Regions from separate parts of the Homo sapiens genome. Here region 1 is linked to region 2. Evidence: read pairs that join two places in POLR2A ChIA-PET (ENCODE). Cell type or tissue: CD4-positive, alpha-beta T cell. All regions are shown on one strand. Each heading gives the region's core, and the rest is flanking DNA. Links, peaks and the distances in the headings are about the cores only.

Evidence for each region. ChIA-PET counts read pairs that join two places held together with the same protein. Peaks named below come from ENCODE experiments on the same cell type or tissue, not always from the same donor. Only the 100,000 strongest peaks of a DNase experiment are listed, where the experiment ranks them.
Region 1: POLR2A ChIA-PET joins it to region 2 with 5 read pairs; 3 of 35 experiments call an interaction of 5 or more read pairs at or near these places.

The regions. Positions count from the first base shown.
Region 1 is chr11:112,296,382-112,300,769 of GRCh38, reverse strand. The region is part of intron 2 of LINC02762 (long intergenic non-protein coding RNA 2762); the gene reads right to left. Among named protein-coding and RNA genes, the nearest start is that of LINC02762, 28 kb to the right of the region's middle. In CD4-positive, alpha-beta T cell, for the core only: no CTCF peak of the experiment used is centred there; no DNase peak of the experiment used is centred there; H3K4me3 peaks cover 552 bases; H3K27ac peaks cover 1,461 bases.
Region 2 is chr11:112,480,621-112,485,008 of GRCh38, reverse strand. It overlaps LINC02763 (long intergenic non-protein coding RNA 2763), which reads right to left and starts at 2,777. Exons shown (of 3, transcript NR_120559.1): 1 at 2,554-2,777. In CD4-positive, alpha-beta T cell, for the core only: no CTCF peak of the experiment used is centred there; no DNase peak of the experiment used is centred there; H3K27me3 peaks cover 307 bases.

The sequences.
Region 1 (4,388 bases), core at 66-4,065, 180 kb after region 2:
GGTGGAGTGCTGTTTCCCATCCGGTAAGACAGGGCCAACACCGTCACTGGGAAGCCAGGAGACTTTGGCTGAGTTTCTCTTAGCTCCGTCTCTTCCTCCGTGAAATGGATTCATCTTAATGCCTGCACTAAGAGATGTGAAAGGGCAGTGCAAAAAGCGTCACTGTCCTCCTACTGCACAGCAGCGCATGGCAATGCTGCCACCGTTCTAAGGAGCATGTCGGGCACTGTGCCACAGCTTGCCTGGTTGGAGGGGACAGTGAGCTAAGTAACCAGTCTCTGGGACAGCCGTATCTAAGGTCTCTAGCCTCAGTCTCCATCCCTCACCCTGTGGTTTCCTCATCCCACTGAGCAAGGCGTGGGATGGGCAAGAGTCCACCGCAAGGGACCAGACAAGCTCCACGGCCCATTATTTGGGACTTCAAGCTGCCAGCTCCCTGCAGCCTCCCCAGTCCACTTTCACGTTCTCATCAGCATACTCCCCGCTGTCAGGCTGCTTTACTGGAGGCACGATTTACATTACACATCAACAACCTAGTGCCACAGGCAGCAAAGGCAGAGACTCATGATGGGCAGTGCCTGGGTCTGGCAGATGATGAGATGGGTGAGCTTGGGCCCCTCAGGACTCTTTTGCATGGAGAGTCGGTGGGAGCCTGCTGGTGTGTCCGTTCCATCCCACGCCTCAACCACAGGGAAATCTCATTCATTCCCCAACCACTCTACTCACCCTGCTGCCACCAGCTCCTTCTTGATCCACTAGGGCACAAAAAAAAAATTGCTTTTTGCTCTTGAGGAAGATGCAAAAGCCTATAGTTCCTGCAGGCCCCACATTCCCTCGCTCACAGGGCAGGGGCTAGACAGGCAGCATTTGTTAGTGTCTCCCATCAAAGTCACTTTCTGACCTGGCTGTTCATCTCTAACCTGCCTGTTCCTGTTTGCCAGTCTGTCCTCCAACGGCAAATGGAGAGCAGCGAGGCTGCCTTTCAGCCCTCTGGGTGCTGCTTTCCCTCCCCTAAACATCTAAGAAGACAGGTGTTCATTGAGCCCCTCTTCTCTGTCAAACCAGCAATAACTCTCTCAAAGAAACCTGCAAAAGGGGCCCACATGCCTGTAATCCCAGCACTTTGGAAGGCCAAGGCAGGTGGATCACTTGAGGTCAGGAGTTCGAGACCAGCCTGGCCAACATAGTAAAACCCCATCTCTACTAAAAATACAAAAATTATCCAGGCGTGGTGGCATGCACTTATAGTCCCAGCTATTTTGGAGGCTGAGGCAGGAGAATCGCTTGAACCTGGGAGGTGGAGGTTGCAGTGAGCCGAGATGGCACCACTGCACTCCAGCCGTCAGAGTGAGACTCCATCTCAAAAAAAAAAAAAAAAAGAAAAGAAAAGAAACCTGCAAAAGGTTTCAAAGTTCAACAAATAGGAATGCAAGTTCTGGTCCTAGAGCCTGCTTGCTGTGCATTCTTGGGTGAGTCATTACCCTTTCTGATTTCAATTACCTAACCGGTACCATAGAGAAAATCATGTGTACCTTGCAGGGTTGTTCTGTGGCTCAAATGAGATGATGTCTACAAATCACTTAGTGCCACGTACAGCACATGCTGGATATTCAATAAACGCTTAGTTCCAACCTCCTCGATAATAGAATGATTGCTTATTGAGCATACCAGTCTCTGATGTGGGTACCTTACCTACATCATCTAATTTAATCTCACAGTAAACCTATAAGGCAGCAATCTTCATCCCTTTACATGTGAGGAGACTAAGGCTTAGGGAGGTCAGGTAACTTTTGCTCAAGGTCGTACAGCCAGGAAGTAGCACAGCAGGACTCAAATCTTCTGATCCCAAACACCAGACATTCTGGTCTTCACAGCACAGCCTCCCTCCTGCCTTGGCAGACCTTAGAACTGGGCTGACATCGACAAATGGGGCAACTGGAAGGCACCGGCCCTGGCACCAGAAGCAGTGCTGGAAGGAAGCCCAGTCTGGGAGCCACAGGAGCAAATCCAGTGGTGGGAGGGAAGGGGCACCGCGGCTCAGGGTACAACCACACAAACGGGCGGAGTCCCACACCAGCATGGCTGGGGAGTGTGAGTGTGAATATCAGCTGTCCACTTGACTGGACTGAGAGAGGCCGAGGTGGCTGGTGAAGCATTGTTTCTGGGTGCGTCTGTGGGGGTGTTTTCAGACGATGTGAACTTGGGAGTTAGTGGACTGGGAGAGGAAGACCCACCCTCAACGGGGAGGACACCATCCAGTCGGCTGCCAGCACGGCCAGAGCAAAGCAGGCAGAGGAGGGGGCATATTCAGCTTACTGAGTTTCCTCTCCGCCGCCCCATCCCCTCTCTCTCTCCTTTCCCACATGGGATACTTTGCTTTCTCTCCTCCTGCCCTTGGCCATCAGACACCAGTCCTTTGGCCTCTGACTCTGGGACTTGCACCATCAGCCTGCCGGGGGCTCTCAGGTCTTCAGCCTTAGACTTGGGGCTGCGCTGTGGGCTCACCTGCCTGCTCATTCCTGGTTTTGAGATTTCAGATTTGGACTGAGCCAAGTTACCAACTGTTCTCATTCCCCATCTTGCAGAAGGCCTGTCATGGGACCCTTGGAGAATCTAATACAAAGAGGGTGGGGAGAAAGGCAGGGGGGCCATGTGGAAAGGGGAGAGTCCACCTGAGCACAGCTGGGGATCCTGGGTCAGGTGACACCCAGCCCTGCAGGTGGTCAATATCAGGGAGGTGTATTGGTCAGATTACCTTACTGTTCAAAGGTGGTTCCAGGACCAGCAGCACCACCTGGTCGCTGATTAGAAATGCAGAATCTCAGGCCCTCCCAGACCTCCTGGTTCAGAATCTGATGTTTAACAACAGCCACGGGTATTTCTTATGCACATTAAAGTTGGAGAAGCAATAAGTCAGAAGGTTACTGATCCCCTGCCATGAATTTGGGGAAAGCAGAGAGCAGTGGTTCTTAATCTTGGCTGGACTGGTTATCCAGATCCTTGTCCAGATTACAGCAACAATAACAAAATCCGGCCCACGGGGTTGCTTGTGAAGATCAGTGGCCCAGCACCCATGAACGCCCTTGTAAACTATAAAGTGCTCTAACAGTGGTACCTACTCCTTTTGCTTTTCCTGTCACATTTCCTCTGCTGCTTCAAAACCAAAGGAAGTGAGGCCTCATTTCTTCAGGTTTTGTCATTTAGTTTAACCCTATTTCATCCCACAAAGTCCGCAGAAGGCACAGATGAGAAAATCACCCCCTAGACCTGCCTTACTTCTGCTGAGTCCCTGCCTACTGCAGTTCTTCTCACCTCCTCCTCCACCCACCAAGGTACGTGAGACACTGGAGGAAGAGGAGAAAATGCCAACAGGTCTGATCTCCCAGGCGTAGAGATTTACAAAGCAGTCAGCACTTTTAACTAAAAGTCTTGTTCAGGATACACACAGACATTTATCATGTGGGCAGGGCCTAGCGCTCTGGTTGGATCTCAACATGGAGTCTCTTCTTTTATGTCAGATCAGGATGGGCCAACTGCAAACTGAGACAGGAGGGTCTGCTGGGAAAAAACAGGACCTGGAGAAGACCTGTGTTTAAGGCTTAACCCCAGCTCTGCCTCTAACTTACCTTATATGATTAGATGGATTATTTAATCACTCTTTCTATGTTCCCACCTCTCCTGCTGCTGTCAAACCTCAAATCTCTATTAACCATTGGAATTTTGTTAGAAAGTGATGAATAGTCCATGCAAAGGCATGTAATAAAGAATGTCTTCTATTTATAGAAATTTGATCATATTTAAAGCACTTGATAAGATGATAAACAAAGAAAATATTATCCCCATTTTATTAATTTAAAAACTGAGATTTGGGTTGATTTGTAAAATTGCTCAAAGTCTTGAAGTTTTACATGAAAGGCAGTGTCAAGAACAAAATCTGAACTTCTGACCCCTAGGCCAGTGCTCTCCCTACATTGCTAACTTCAGCGGAATGCCATTGCATGTATCTATGAAAAACCTATTTCCATTTCTACCTGCATAGAAAAAAGTAACGGTGGCAGAAGGGCCACATCCACTTTGACTGGTCCCACTTTGGAACTGAAGGAAGACTTTGGTTTCCAAATAATGTCTCTGCTAGAAAGGAAGTTTGCAAAATGTGGATCTCTCATTAAAGAGTCTTTCTGATTAGAGGGGAGTGGGAACAAGGCCAAGGAAAATGTAATGGGAGTCAGCCGGAGATGCAGGTGTGCGGTCTTATAAATTACTCAACAGTTCTTCACGAGAGCCCCCCAAGACCCCACAGCACAGTGGGAAGACGAGTGCTCCACTCTGCCCAAGGAACACATGGCCAGGAACTCCTGCTCCCCTTAGGATTGGGTCTAGGGGGTTTG
Region 2 (4,388 bases), core at 117-4,116:
AGGCAGGTTTGCATGTGTCCTTCCAATATTCAGGTGTTGCCAAGGTGATAGTATAAAGAGGTGGGGCCTTTAAGAAGCAATTAGGCCATGAGGGCTCCTCCCTCATGAATGAGATTAGGTATCCTTATAAAGGGGCTTGACAGAGGGGGCTTGTCCCTTCTTGCCCCTATGTTGTGTTGGGACACAGCATTTCTCCCCACCAGAGGACACAGCCCTCCCTCACCAGACAATCAAGCCTGCTGGCACCTTGATCTTGGAGTTCCCAGCCTCCAGAACTGCGAGAAAATAAATTTATATTCTTTATAAATTACCTAGATCATGGTATTCTATTATAGCAGCACAAATGGAGTAGCACAGCCTATTAAGTCTATTATCTTTATTGGTACTGTTACCTAAAAGGGTATCTTGAATCCTGGTCTCTTCTTCCCTCCTTTTCCACCAGGTAGAGCCCTGTGACCCCACACAGCTCTGCCCTACCCCTAGCACTAACCCTGACCCAGGTTAGCTTTGCTGCTCTCGGTCATATTTGCTGCTTGTCCATCCCCTTCTTTCTTGAGGCTCAGGCCTACTTTGTGCCTCTCAAGAACTGTGAAGAGCCTGATATTTTATAATACTTACAAGGTAACAAGTTAGCCTGCCATATTTTCATGATTACTTATAGAAGATATGAGACTCCAGGGTCAGAGACAAGAGGCAGTTTACTACTTACAGTAATTGCAGCAGCCAGTGTATCATTATTTTTTGCACCAGTTCCCTAGGCCCCAGTGTCTACAAGGCAACATAAAGAAGGCCAGATGGCACTTGCACACACAGTGGGTTGTATTATAAGATAGAAACCCTGAACTTAGGAAACTTAAATCTTTATAAGGGTCAATAGCTATGACTGCTCTTTGCTCCAGAAAGAAATACAATCTCTATTTTCCAGGCTGTTCACTACACAAACACCCTTGAAAAGATAGTTCAGAGCAAAGGGAAGTTGGTGCTTGTCTCCAGAATGTGCAGAAATGGGAGAGATCTGTGAAGGACTGCCTCTCATCACACCCTATGCTGGAGCCCCTGACTTGCTCATCAGCTTGCCCCTGCTAGTTCAGAGTGTCCTACCTCTGAATCCCAATTCTGCAGCTGGGACCTAACAGCTAACTACCTATGTCCAAGCACCTGAATTGCTCATAATTCCCTAGATTACTTCTCTCCAAACTTTCTTCTCAGGCAAATGGGTGCCCAAGTCTCTGATCCCTGGTGGGAACTCTCCAAGCTAGAACAGAACATAAGAATGTGTGGAGCTAGCCAGAGGCTGCAGAACAATGAGCCAGAGAAGACAGTAGGAGCATCATTCAGGTTAAATGGAGGGTTGCAAGCTAATCACACAATCCAAATCACTAGTTCTCAAACTTCAGTGTTTTGGTGTTGAAGTTATTTCACAACTTCAGAGTGTAGCAGAATCACTTGGAGAGAGTGCTAAAACACAGATTGTTGGGCCCTAACCCAAATGCCTCTGATTAAGCAGGTCTGAGCTGGGGCCTTGCAAATATGCACTTCTAATAAGTTCCCAGGTAGTGCTGATGCTGTTCTGGTCTAAACTTTGTCCATCCAAGGTAACTGGGCTGAGAAATAACAGTCAGATTGAGACCAATGGAAGGCCAAGTGGAGGAGGTAACAGGAAGGTTTAGAAGAACCTGAAGGGATATGATTCAGCTGTGCAACCCAGAGGCCAGACACTTCCTATAAAGCTCCCTCAGCCTTGCCTGTGGGTCAGGGAGAGTGCTATTATAGGGTCATTTAGGGCAGTGGGATGTTGGGCTTCCATCATGTTGACTACTCGTTATCCCAGATGCTATGCCCCCTGTTAAACATGGCTCCTTCCAGTGTCTGTGGCTGGCTCTGCTCTTAGGGTCTCATCCTACCCCACAGGTAGACCTTGTTGGAGTTTCTGTTCCTCCCAGCCCGCCTGCTCCCAGTCAAGCTAACCCAGCCATGTTAGTTAGCCTGTTTCCCTTCCCCACATTTATAGATCATACACACCCGCCAAATTCATTATTCTCCCATCTCTGCTCTGTACTCAAGAGGCTGATACCCTCACAGACTACAATACCTGGGCTACCTTGTGGCCTGTTTCCAGTTCCATCTGGCTAAAGGGACACACTGGCAAAGATCAAAGGATGACAGATGAGTTTCAGCTGTTCACTCTCCTCCTTCCTCCTCAGAGCTGTATCTCTCGCAATATTTGCATCCCATACTGTCTCTTCTGCTGAGTGGCCCCTGCTCCATGGTACCAGCTTTAAAACTGGAATATCATTTCTATAAAGCCATTTCCTCCTCTTGTCCCTTCAGTGCTCGGGGTGGTAATGGCTTCCTGCTGTTATTTCAGGGGCATCACTACCCATCACCTGTTCCCCTGGTCCTGCCTACACTGCTGTAAGCAGTTCCTTCAGTGAAGTCTCCTAAACCTCTGAGCAAGATTCTGTTTCTACTGAGAACCCTTGAGGGACATAGTCGTCTCGCCTGATCACACCCCAAGGTGTACCATAGCTCCTCTCTGCTGGGTGGAGGTACCTGAAGTGGGCCCTTCTCAGGAATTGAATTGATAAAGAGCTTCCTATAACTTCTTGAGAATCCATCTTGAACTCCACCCCACTCCACAGGGCTCCCCTAGTGATACGAAGACGGCAGCAAAGGTGAAGCCACATCAGACATGACTGAGGTCTTGTCAGCCAAGCATTGGTGGGCTCCTCTCCCCAGAGAGCTTCCCTCAGTGCCAACGAGCAATAGAGCAAGGCTGCCCCCCAAGAGCAAAAGTGCTCCTAAGGCCCTGCTAACAGTTTCCCAAAGTCTTGTCAGGAACAGGAGGCTGGTACCAGCAGCACTCCGGAGTCTCTGATGTTGCCATGGTAGCAGTAGGGTCACTGCTTAGCAACAGACCAGAGCTGCAGGAAGTTGCTAAGGTATTTTCACATGTGTTAAAGCAAATGGATGTTTATCTCAATCTTGAGTGTAAATACACTGTAGGGAAAAAAAGAGAAAACATGTACACACAAACCACCTACTGATGTTCAGAGCTGCACGTCTGCTGATACTTGAGGCCTGAAGCATATGCCTTCTCTCTGGAGGAAACAGAGAGACCATAGATGACCCAATGAAGTACATCCTCTTACCCCCTAAAACAACTGTTCACCTGTCTTCCCACCAACCCAGGCTTAAAACCTTCCCCATCATTTAATTTCCAATAGAATTTCCAAATCTTTCTCCTAAATGGTTTTTGAGAGGCCATGTGGCATACTAACTAAATGTGTGGACTCTAAAGCCAGACTATGTGAGTCCAAAGCCCGGCATTGGCCCCCTCTTTCTTTGTTACTTTGGACAAGTCACTTAATATCTCTGTGCCTCAACTTTCTCATCTGTAAAATGGGTATAATACTAGTGCCTACCTTACAGGATTATGTGAGGATTAAATAACTTCTTCCATGTCAAGCACTTTCAACAGTGCCTGGTATACACTGAGGGCATTGTTAGGGATAGCTGTTAGTAACATTCAGTGATATCATGGATACTTTCCCATTTGCCAGGCTCTATATAAAGAACGAAGCATATAAAAGTTAGCAAGAAATTGGCCCTGTCTTCATGGGGCCCACAGCTATTCCAGTGCTAGTTTGGCAATGGTAAAGACCCAACTCTTTGGATGGTTCTTCAAAATACCCCCAAATACTGACCTTGTCTCCTTAAGGAGTAGTTGTGAGGTTTAAATAAGGTAATCCATGTAAGAGTTCAGAATGGTGTCAGGCATACAATACAGGCTCAATAAAAGTTACCTATCACTACTAAAATTATTTTATTATTCCTTCCCACAAACCAGCTCCAAACTTGTCTGTGTTCAAGCCCCTAAATAAACTCATGCACTCCCACATCTGGGTTCTTCTTGACACTGCCCATGACCATCTGGAATACTTTCCCGTTTCCACCAGTCTCGTGTCCGCATGACCTGCAAGACCAGGTTCTGTCGTACCTGTGCTTGAAAGCCCCTCACCTACTCCACGCCATGCTCACCCCTCCACCCTAACTAGGTTGAAACTCCCATGGAGGTCAGTGTCTCTTCTGCCTTGTGTTTGTATTTTGCTTTCTAAGCCACAAGCCCTCTGTATGAGACTCTTCTTATGCATCTTCTCAGATCCCCTCAGCCTCATCTGTCTTGGGCCCTTTACCACTGTTCCACCTCTATTGTCACCAGTGACCAGCTCTGCACTGCTGTGACCAGACAGCAGTTCTATGGTAACCAGCTTCACCCAACAGCCACCCAGTCACCAATGCTGGCTCCTAGGGCCACTTTACCACACAATGCATGTGTGATCATGGAATTCACCAGTCTTACTAAGGCCCCCATCATCCAGAAGCAG